2 separate regions of the Homo sapiens genome follow, and region 2 is linked to region 1. Evidence: chromatin contacts called from ENCODE POLR2A ChIA-PET data. All regions are on one chromosome and are shown on one strand. Each heading gives the region's core, a stretch centred on a gene start or an enhancer-like site at or near the end of the contact. The rest is flanking DNA. Distances are from core to core; before and after follow the strand shown. Region 1 has its middle 110 kb from the start of TBL1X. Region 2 holds the start of GLA (galactosidase alpha).

Evidence for each region. ChIA-PET counts read pairs that join two places held with the same protein, here RNA polymerase II (POLR2A).
Region 2: POLR2A ChIA-PET joins it to region 1 with 11 read pairs in T-cell. The contact joins the promoter of GLA here to the enhancer-like site in region 1. POLR2A ChIA-PET finds 5 or more read pairs at or near these places in 2 of 52 experiments (CD8-positive, alpha-beta T cell and T-cell).

The regions. Positions count from the first base shown.
Region 1 is chrX:9,349,604-9,355,188 of GRCh38, forward strand. No RefSeq gene overlaps it. Among named protein-coding and RNA genes, the nearest start is that of TBL1X, 110 kb to the right of the region's middle. RefSeq lists enhancers at 2,831-4,030, 3,109-3,168, 3,189-3,298. Within about 2 kb of position 2,753, at least 13 of the 41 ENCODE cell types and tissues checked have a DNase peak (open chromatin) inside an H3K27ac peak, as active enhancers do; they include CD8-positive, alpha-beta T cell, where a contact is called at or near this core.
Region 2 is chrX:101,405,770-101,411,354 of GRCh38, forward strand. It overlaps GLA (galactosidase alpha), which reads right to left and starts at 2,156. Exons shown (of 7, transcript NM_000169.3): 1 at 1,941-2,156. The coding sequence starts at 2,134. The region is part of intron 3 of RPL36A-HNRNPH2 (RPL36A-HNRNPH2 readthrough); the gene reads left to right. It overlaps HNRNPH2 (heterogeneous nuclear ribonucleoprotein H2), which reads left to right and starts at 2,453. Exons shown (of 2, transcript NM_019597.5): 1 at 2,453-2,550.

The DNA.
Region 1 (5,585 bases), core at 1,503-4,002:
TTAGCAAAGACCAGGGATCTGGCCAGTCCTTGTTCCCGCTGCTGGCTGCCGACCAGTCCCTGGGGCACCTCCTGAGTGCCATTCTGCCTTCTCACTACACGTTCCTGTCTTTGGGGGAATCATGGGATCTCTCCCCTTGCTGAAGTTGTCCCTTCAAACACCTGGAGAGTAGCCTGCCTATGAGGAACAAGACATGGCAGTTTGGGGACAGTGTGTCACTTCTACATTACAGAGAGCTGTTGCGCATGATTCCATCCAACTGCTTGTCACTGCACAGAGCTGCACTGGGGAAACAAATAATGCATAACTATTTTTAAAAAATAAACAGAGCATCCACGGGTTTTTAAAATGTAATCTGCAACATTTATAGAACTATGTTAGGAATTATAAACTATGTTAGGTGAGCAATTGGCCATCTGAATGCTTTCCCTGTGAATTGTTTGTGGGGGAATGAGTCATCCTTTTCCCCTTTCTTGGACCTGCATCCATTATCCTGCAGTGGAGCGATGTGTTCATATATGACTTACACATGGGACCAGCTGCATGATTTGTGGGGCGCAGTGCAAAATGTAAATTTGGGGTCCTTTGTTCAAAAGCAGAAAAGAAAGATTTTTCCTTCCCTCCTCCCCAGTCGTTCTGGACCTGTCATGGTGTTTTTTCACTTATTCTTATTATTGTTAGAGACAGGTTCTTGCTTTGTGGCCCAGGCTAGAATACAATGACACAATCATAGGTCACTGCAGGCTTGACATCCTGGGCTCAAGCAATCCTCCCGCCTCAGCCTCCCAAGTAGCTGGAACTAGAGGCACACACTCCTGCGCCTGGCTTTTGCTTTTTACTCTTAATGCAGCACCTCTTTGGGCATAGGGATACTCGGAGGGCCAATGTGGACTCTCACAGGCTCCCGGGGTCCCACCCACGACTTGGCAGGTGGGGCACATGCCTGCTGACCTGAACCTCTCCGCGCCTGCCAGAAGGCAGAGAGTAGCCACATCATTGGATGGGGGCAGGGAAGTGGAGCACAGAGAGTCCATCCTGGGAGGCAGGGAGGTGGCACCTCCAAGCCCTGGGCTCATGCTCCACTGTCCTGTCAGACCGTCGCTTTCAAAATACAAACTCAAAGACAACATGATGAGGCATTGCAATATGGAGGTTGCAGAACATTAAACCAGTCCATGTGGGACTGAACTGTCACAAGGCAGCAAAGCTGGCCCTGCTTACACATAAAATACTAGCTAATCTCTATATAATCAGGGAAAGGTTACATTAGAATGTTTTCCAAATCACAAGGATGATACTATAACCAGCTACCCAAAACATTCATACTTTTAGGTTAAAATTTACATTTTAGTCTCCTTGACGTCTGGGTATTTGGAAAAAAAGAAAAAAAATTAACGTTTTAGGCACTTCCATTTTTCTCGAGAGCCAAAATTTTCCTTTTGTTTTCATTATTAATGTCTATACAACGAAAACATGCATCGTACATTTTTAAAATCGACTTTCCTTTTGCTGTTTTTGCCATACATTTCCTGACTGGTTTGTAAAACAGCCAAAAAGAACTGAGGAGTGGTAGCTTATGCTATGACCAAAAAATATACATTTCACAAAATTAAGTTGTCCCACGCTTGAAAATAAAATAAAATCACTTGCCAGTGACTTTGAATGTGGCTAAGCAGTGTGGCTTGCCAATTATGAGGTGTGAAGATAAAGGACTGTCACGCTAAACTTGTCTTCTTTCATTTGATGTCAGTTTCTCAGAGTAGGGACCTTGAACCACCTGTACTGAACTTGGAACCACCTCAACCTGCCCAGCTCCATGGATCCCAGCTCCAGGGTGAGATCTTAGGTGACTGCCTTTGTAACACGCATCACAGGTGGCTGAAACACACCCACAGTTTGAGACCCACTGTCTGGTCTAACATCACTCTGTCCTCGGAGTTTTTTTTTTTTTTTTTTTTTTTGAGACAGAGTTTCGCTCTTGTTGCCCAGGCTAGAGTGCAGTGGCGCGATCTCGGCTCACCGTGACCTCCACCTCCCACGTTCAAGCGATTCTCCTGCCTCAGCCTCCCGAGGAGCTGGGATTACAAGCATGCGCCACCACGCCTGGCTAATTTTGTATTTTTAGTAGAGATGGGGTTTCTCCATGTTGGTCAGGCTGGTCTCGAACCCCTGACTTCAGGTGATCCGCCCGCCTCGGCCTCCCAAAGTGTTGGGATTACAGGCGTGAGCCACTGCACCCAGCCTTGTACCCGGAAATTGAGAACAACACAAGCCCCTCCCAGAAACACTACACATCCTCTCTTGTTGTGGCTGCTGAACTTACTCTGACACATTCCTTGGCTGAAATACCAGCAAGCCACAGACACACCTTGCCTAAAGGCGTCCACAACACCACTGATGCAAGCAGTCGCACAGCAAAATTTTGCGGCCACAGGGATCCACCTGCTGGCCCACAACTCACATCTCTGGCCGCATTGGGTTCCAAGTGCGCTCAGGAGTTAATCACACACCCTTTCTTCTTGGCTTCTCTCCTCTCCTGAGGCAGGTATTACAAATACAAACACCCATTTCCTTCTCTGTGTTTATGCTTTCTTGGCACAATTCCTACTTGAAAGGTAGGAACAAAAATTCAAAATGCAAATACCCTCAGCTCAGGAATCACATTCTTATCTTTTCTTAGGAGATGACTTGTTTTTAACTTTAAAAAATCCTCAACATAAAAAAATGGTTTTTGTTACATTCTTGAGACAGAAATCTGCTAACTTGGCAAATTTTTTTTAAACTTATTCCTTTCGTTATGGTCACACACACCTTTCTTTTCTAGGGGCAGCAGTAATTTGCATTAGACACGACGCACACTTGCTTTCATTTCTCAGTGTCTAAAATACCATCTTCTTGTCACTTCTCTTTATCAAGCCATGCACCTAACAATGACTTGTTCGCTTCAGGAGACTCAGGAAAAGGAGCTGCTGGTCCTTGTTTTATCTGCACATTTCTTGAAGGATCCCATCCAGCAAAACCTGGCCTGCCTTCCCTGGAATTTTAATTTTGCCCCAGATTGTGTGTTGGTTTTATTATTTAAACAAATTTTAAATTACAGGAGTACAAGGAGCCCTAGAAGCAAAAGAAACTATTCAGATGACTGCTTAGAAGCTTTCGTAAATTCTGCAAGGTGGTGATAACTGTCGATGACTCGGCAGGTTTTTCGGAGAAATGTACAGGAAGCGAAACCCACTGCGTGTCTAACGGGTCCAGTATGTCATTGTGCAACGTCCCACAGGCCTTCAATGTCCTCAGAGCTATTTTGTGACCTACACACTGCATGGAGATGCCCCACCGGCTTTGATTGCACCCTCTAGCAAAAGAGATTTCCCTGCAGCTTGAATGGGGCAAAGCAAGTTCTTTGAAACAACAACCAAAAAGATGCGGGTTGGGGAGAAAAGCTTGGCTCTTTCCCCAGACTCTCTGGATAGCGCAGCTTTCCTTTTTTCTATCCTCCTGGCTTTTTGTTCTCCATCATTACTCTGAGTCAGCAAGGAAGAAATGGCAAGGGACTCCGGAAAAACATGTGTGATAGGGTGCCTGAGCAAAAGGCAACATTTCATCAGTTCTTTTTATGAATCAGTCTTTGATTTGGGGATGTACTGTCCAAAGTGAAAGACTCCTTGGAGATTTGCCTGGTAAGAGAGAGACATGTGGTAAACCAATTCAAGGTCAGGCAGATCGGGCTTGGGTTGCATAGGTTTTTGTAGCCCAGCCCCCCAGGCTCTCCACTCACCCTACAGCACGCATTAGCTGCGTGTCTCTTTGCATAGAGTCGCTTTTCATAAGGATCCTAAGGTGCAGGGGAGCAGCAGCCAAGGACAGCTGCCCAAAGTAGCCTGCTTCCAGGACTGCAAAGAAATGGAAAGAGCAGCATGAAAGGACCCAGTCATGGCCTGGCACAGTGGCTCACACCTGTAATCCCAGCACTTTGAGAGGCCAAGGCGGCCGGATCACTTGAGGTCAGGAGTTTGAGACCAGCCTGGCCAACATGGTGAAACCCTGTCTCTACTAAAAAATACAAAAATTAGCCGGGCATGGTGGCACGCACCTGTAATCCCAGCTACTTGGGAGGTTGAGGCAGGAGAATCACTTGACCCCAGGAGACAGAGGTTGCAGTGAGCCAAGATGGCGCCACTGCACTCCAGCCTGGGTGACAGAGTGAGACTCTATCTCAAAAAAAAGAAAAAGAAAGAAAGAAAGAAAAGAAAAGAAAAAAGAAAGGACCCAGTCACACCAACTAACCCATCGATGTCCAACAGGGGGCTACGCTTGGTTACAAAACACATACCTGCATGTTGAGAACCATACAAATAGAAGTGTGTGGGCCAGGCACAATGGCTCACGCCTATAATCCCAGCACTTTGGGGGGCCTAGGCGGGCAGATCACCTGAGGTCAGGAGTTCGAGACCAGCCTGGCCAACATGGCAAAATCCCGTCTCTACTAAAAATACAAAAATTAGCCAGGCATGGTGGCAGGTGCCTGTAATCCCAGCTCCTCCGGAGGCTAAGGCAGGAGAATAGCTTCAACCCGGGAGGCAGAGGTTGCAGTGAGCCAAGTTCGCACCACTACACTCCAGCCTGGGCGACAGAGCGAGTCTCGTTCTCCAAACAAACAAACAAAAAACAATTAGAAGTGTCTGTGCAATACTAGCTAATATTCTGCCTGCATTTCCAGCCCTGCTGACTCTTGTACAGGACCTAAGGTCAACAGTTCTTGGGCTCTGAGGAACTTTGCTTCTCTTTCTGGCCTCAGCTCCACAGGCTCCATGAACCCAGGTCTAGGGATCTAGTTCACTCAAAGGGACTACGAAATCAAGCTAAGCCACTCAGTATTCTTATCGTATCCTCCTCCAAAAGCAACAAGATGTATGCTCAAGAAATAAGAAGACTCTAGCAAGCAGACCAGAGTGTGTCTGGCATAACTCTTTTTGGAATAAAGTAAGCGCCTTCTAATTAATGGTATTGCTCCTGTAGGTTTTCAAGTTTTATTTAATTGAATAACCACTTATGTGGCGAAGCTCTATGCTAGCATTGAGAGAAGAGAGACAGGGATCCTACCATTGAGTGGGTGGCTTTGTAAAAGGATCTGCAGTCAGTGAGAGGAATTTACAAACAGCCAGAGCATTCACAAAGCAAAGGAAGAAGTTTACAAATATCGGTATCTACGTAGGTGAGACCACAGCGGCTCAAGATCCCTTTGCATCGGGGGTTGGTCAGAGCTTCAGGGGAATCCTTTGGAATCTCATCTCATTAAGGGGTGCTCAGAGCTCTGCCCCAGACATCCTGAGACCCAGTTCTTGAGGAAGTCGTCCATCGGTGCCCAGGCAAGACAGGTAAGGATGGGAGGTCATGCGTGTGGAGTGCCATGACCGGGCCACGAAGTGCAGCAGCTGTGTAAGGGGGTGATCCACAGCTAGGCGAGCTTCACAGTCATCCTCGGATATGCACAGAGTGGTCAAAGTCTTTGAAGTTGCTCAACATGCATGTTCCCAGCTGAGGTCAAACGAGGAGACCCTCTGCCTTCCTGTTTCAGCTCTCAT
Region 2 (5,585 bases), core at 906-3,405, about 92 Mb after region 1:
ATTAGCTGGCCGTGGTGGTGTGCCTGTAATCCCAGCTACTCAGGAGACTACGACAGGAGAACTGCTTAAACCCGGGAGGTGGAGTTTGCACTGAGCAGAGATCGCGCCACTGCACTCCAACCTGGGTGACAGAGTGAGACCCCCTCTCAAAAAAAAAAGTAAGGCTGGGCACGGTGGCTCACACCAGCACTTTGGGAGGCTGAGGCGGGCGAATCACGAGGTCAGGAGATTGAGACCACCCTGGCTAACATGGTGAAACCCCGTCTGTACTAAAAAAAAAAAAAAAAAAAAAAAGAGCCAGGCGTGGTGGCAGGCGCCTGTAGTCCCAGCTACTCGGGAGGCTGAGGCAGAAGAATGGCGTGAACCCAGGAGGCGGAGCTTGCAGTGAGCCGAGATCGTGCCACTGCACTCCAGCCTGGGCGACAGAGCGAGACCCCGTCTCAAAAAAAAAAAAAAAAAAAAAGTGTAATTTACCCAATGTCACAGGGCTAAGTAACAATGAGGCAGAATTTGAGCCCAGACTGGGTGCCAGGGTCTTGCCATTAGCCAAACATGACATAAACATGATCCATTTTTTATGGAAAATAATGAAATAAAGAAATCTATGTTTTCATTTATATAGAAAACAATTGTAAGGTTGTATATTAACATTTAAACCATGATTATTTCTGGGTGGTGGAACGGTGGGGGGAAATCTTTATTTTCATTTTGCTCTTCTTTATCTACATTTTTTGCAATGATCATGCATTAGTTTTATAATCAGATGCAAATACCAATAAAAAAAAATCCGTGATGGGCAAAATTGCCACACATACTGTACCACAGGGTCACATGAAACTTACAAGGCCAATTTCTTCTGTGATGTCTGACCAACATCCTGACTTTATCTATAAAGATATTCATAGGAATAACTTATGGACACAGAAATGTACTGTGACTGCCACCTTTTACCAACATCTATCAGTGATTCCTAACCTTTTTTAAATCACAGAGCCCTTTGAGAATTTGAAGAAAGGTAAATATCCTCTCTCCAGAAAAATACACATATTCATTCAGATTTGTAGATTTACATTCATTTTCCCATTGAACATTTGCTCTGTAAGCGCAGTTGAATGGTCAAGCGCTGTGCTATGTACTTTAAATAGGTTATCTCCTTGAAAACTCACCTGTGTGAGATAAGAACTATTTTTCAGATTTTTTTTGTCAGCTCCCTGAAATTAAAAGGTTGTAATCCCAATTTACAGATAAGGATTGTGAGGGTCAGATATGTTCAATACCTATCTAATCCAGCCTCAACCCTCACGCAAAGGTGTAAATGTATAAAGTTCCTCCATGTCAACCTTCCAGCCTGATGCCACGCTCATGGGCGAGGTGGGAGAGATCTCAGCGACCTTATGGTCTCTCTAACTCCCTCGAGATACTGCCGAGAAATCCACGACCCCAAAAGGAGAAAAAATGGCACGAATCTTAGTTCCCCATTCCTCCTACCCACCCTAGATGTTCTAACGGTTAGCACCCGGCAGAGGAAGAGCAGAAGTTCACAAGAAGGGTCTGAATAGAACCGGGCAGGGCTACTTTGGGCACACTGCCTATGGGGTGGCCCTGCTCTGCAAGGAGCAGTGAAAAAAGAGAACCGGGCAGGGAGAGAGAGAAAGAGAGAGGAAAGAAGAGAAAGAGAAAGAGAAGGAGAACGAGAGAGAGAGAGAGAGAGAAAGAAACAGGGGCCGCTGGCCGGACTCCCATCCCAGGAAAGGTCACACAGAGAAAGTTTAGGGCTAGTCCTGATTCGGGACAGTTTGCTGGGGATAAAAAAGCAGCAGCAGAGTCGGGTGGGGGAGCTCTCCCTCGGGCTCAACTGTTCCCGTTGAGACTCTCCAGTTCCCCAAACACACCCAAACACATGGAAAAGCAAAGGGAAGGGAGTACCCAATATCTGATACCTGATGCAGGAATCTGGCTCTTCCTGGCAGTCAAGGTTGCACATGAAGCGCTCCCAGTGCAGCCAGCCCATGGTAGGCGTCCTTGCCAATCCATTGTCCAGTGCTCTAGCCCCAGGGATGTCCCAGGAAACGAGGGCCAGGAAGCGAAGCGCAAGCGCGCAGCCCAGATGTAGTTCTGGGTTCCTCAGCTGCATTGTCACGGTGACCGGACAGCATAAATTTCCGCGGGTAACCTGGGCTTTTAAGATTAACCTCAGGGGCGGACCAATCACCGATGACTTATTAAATAATGACGTTATTGTTTCTCTGGCAACTGGGACGGTTATCCCCAGAGGTAGACCAATAATCAGTCACGTAAGACGTTCCGCTAACCAATCACCCTCTTCCTTTCTTGATATTGACCCGCCCTATTTCCATACCAGAAGGAAGTGCGGCACCTTAGTGATCCCGAGTTTAAGCCGAGAGTTGCTCACGTGACCGAGATCTCACATGACGTAGGCGCTCACGTGATTACTCGCTTACGTGAGCAGAAGTAGTTCTGGTCGTCGTCTACCGTCTCGCTATAGCCGTTTGAGGGAAGAAGGAGGAAAATTACCCGGTATCGTTAGAGGTTGGTGTGTGGGTGGGAACTGGGGACCCAGGGGTGGTGATGATGAAGACCAGAGCGGGGTTCGGGGGCCGCCTCCGCCTCTTTCGTTCTCTGCTTTCCCCTCCCCCCTCGCGCTCTCTCCCTCCTCCCCCCCATCTCAGTGCCGGGAAGCCGCCTGTGCTGCGCCTGGTGGGGAAATGGTGGACGCTCATGACTGTGTATGTGTTTTTGTATATCTGTCTGTCTGGGCCGGTCTCGGGGGACCCCTAAGGGTGACCGTAAGGCGAAAAACGTTTGAAAACCACGGCCCTGAGTTAAGAAAAACAGATACTGAAAATAGTGGTCTGAGTGCTGGTCTATCCATTCAGGCACTCAGTCTCCACTGCCTGATTGTCTGTAAGGGGAGGCCCCAAGTGAATTTTATCTGTAGAGTCACATCTAGGCAAATGCGTGCTTGACAAAGGCGCCCAATAAATTACTTTACTGAATAGAGTATTTGAATAATGTTTATTTTTCTGCTGATAACAACAATCTACATATTCAATTTCGAACATTTGAAAAATAACAATATAGTATAAAATTTAAAAATACACATAATTCACCACCCGGAGACGACTGCTCAACCTGATGTCGTTACAGTTTTTTAAAAAATGTGTATAACACACATATAAATACACAAATTCTTAACTCACAAAGAGTCCTGGTTCCCACTTTAGCCAGCAGTCCTGATGGCCTTCCCAGGAGACGCAGTAATGAAGTAGAACCTCTCTGCCCCTACAGAAGGGCTCTTAAGGAATAGAGCGGTGCAGGGAATTAAATGGGACGGGTTATCCCAGGGATAAGGCAAGCAAAAAAAAAAAAAAAAATCCTGCAAAATGAAATAAAAAAACAGCTTGTAAATCTGTCACTGAGACCTTAGGATGGTTAATAGGAAAACTGTTATCACTGCAGATGCAGTGTGCTAGGCACATAATCGGCAATCAGTAAATGTTTGTTAAATCGTTTCCTCAGTGTAGTTTTATGGCCGTTATTACACTTTGTACTTTGTTTCCAAGAGGCCCAGTGCTCCCAGACCATTTCAGATAAACCATCCACATACAAAATTAGAAAATTTTATAAAATTTCCTATACCAAATCCCAGAAATGCAAACATTTTAATTTGTTTTATGTTACTTTTTTTGCTGAAGTAAAAGTAATTATTTCTGTAGAAATTTAAGGCTGCATAAAAAAATTGGAAAAATAACATGGAAAATCCATAAACCTCCCACTCAGAGTAACCACTAATATGTTCTTTCTAACTTAAAAAGAAAAAATCCCAGTACAGCAAATGTAAAGAATTAAAACTGTATAGAAGTATATAGGGTAAAAAGCGAAAAGCCCACTTCACCCCCCCACCCTTCAGTTCTCTCAAAAACAAGTTTGCTTCCAGATCTTTTATTTATTTACATACGTATATACATGCATGCCAATCTTTTACTATAAGTAGGATCATACTATGTATATTCTTTTATTTAATGTATTTTGGAGATCTTTCTGGGTCAAGGCAGATAGATTTTTTTTAAATGGCTGCATTGCATTCCAGTTTAAGGATAAAGTATAATTCATTCAGCCATTCCTCTAATGATGGCTATTTAGGTTTCCAATTTTCTGCCATTACTAACAGTGCTGCAAGGAACATTTGTAAGTATTTCTGTTGACTAGATTCCTGGAAGGATTCTAGCAGTGTCAAAGGGTATGGGAACATGTATTTTGTACACAGTTGATATTGTAAAGCAGTTGTGCTCTTGGGTCACTTACAATTATAGCATAAGTAATTTCTCATGTTATTAAATATTTTTGTAACTTTTAAAATTAAATGCATAATATTCGTTTTCTTAATAAAGTACTTTTCAAAGAATATATAGCTCCATAAATCTGTCTGAATTTCAGATCATCTCCTTAGGGCACATAACTGAAATGTATTTGCTGTCAAAAGGCGTGATACATATTATCAAATTGCTTTCAGGATATAGTGGGGTTTATCAAAAAGGAAATAGTTTATATCAATTATCACTCTTCTGGTAGTGTATTAGTTTGTGAACTGCATAGCACTGATTTACTGTTGCTGTTTAATTTCCATTATCTTGATGGGTGAAAAATAACGATTAGTTCTGATTTTAACTTGCTGGAAGATTGATTAAATTTGAACATTTCCCAGATTCCTCTCCTGTATCCTCCTATACCTGTATTCTCTCATACTTAATCTGTTATCAAGTCCCGCAGATTCCACTTTTTTTGGTATGTGTAGATACATCTTTTCTCCATTTTACTCCTGTTGCCTTAGGCGATTCCTTTAACATATATTTATGAGACAAGTTCTAACTAATCTCCCTAGTTCCACGTCGACCCCCTTCTGTTTGAGTGCCACGCTGTTGCCAGGGTGATCTGTCTGAAAGAGTTTTGGTGAAGTCACCCTACATACTCCCCGGTTTAAAAGTCTTAAAAGGCGCTTAGTGTTTGTATATCAAAGTCTTTGGGATCTGATCTATGCCTTGCCAGTCTTTTCACTTGCTTTTCCCTCTCCTATTTGTGCTTCATCATAATTAAGAAAAAAAAATGTTTATGGATCCCTGGGCAGATTAGTCTGTTTCATTTAACCATTTGGCCTCCAACCAATAGAACTGATCAACTAGTCCCTCTTTGATACTATGCTTACACTCCACTCAGAGGGTCATGGCAAGTATAATGTATATTTGCATTTACATCTTTAATAATGACATTCGGTGCTCCTGTAGGACCATAAGCCCATTCTGGGCTTATTGATTCTTGTATGCCAGAGCCGAATATTGGACATGGCAACTAAAAAATGTTTCTAAAATGAATGTGTGAATTCCCAATAATGTCTTTTTTTCATTTATCTCTGGAGCCCAAATATTTCCCTGATTTTATTGATTTGCATACATTTTTATATAATGAAGATATTATATAAAGAACTTACATAACCTGTGTTTTGTTTGTGTTTTAATTGTTGTTTAATCTTTTGATCTAGTGAAGTTTTTTATGTTTATATATTCAGA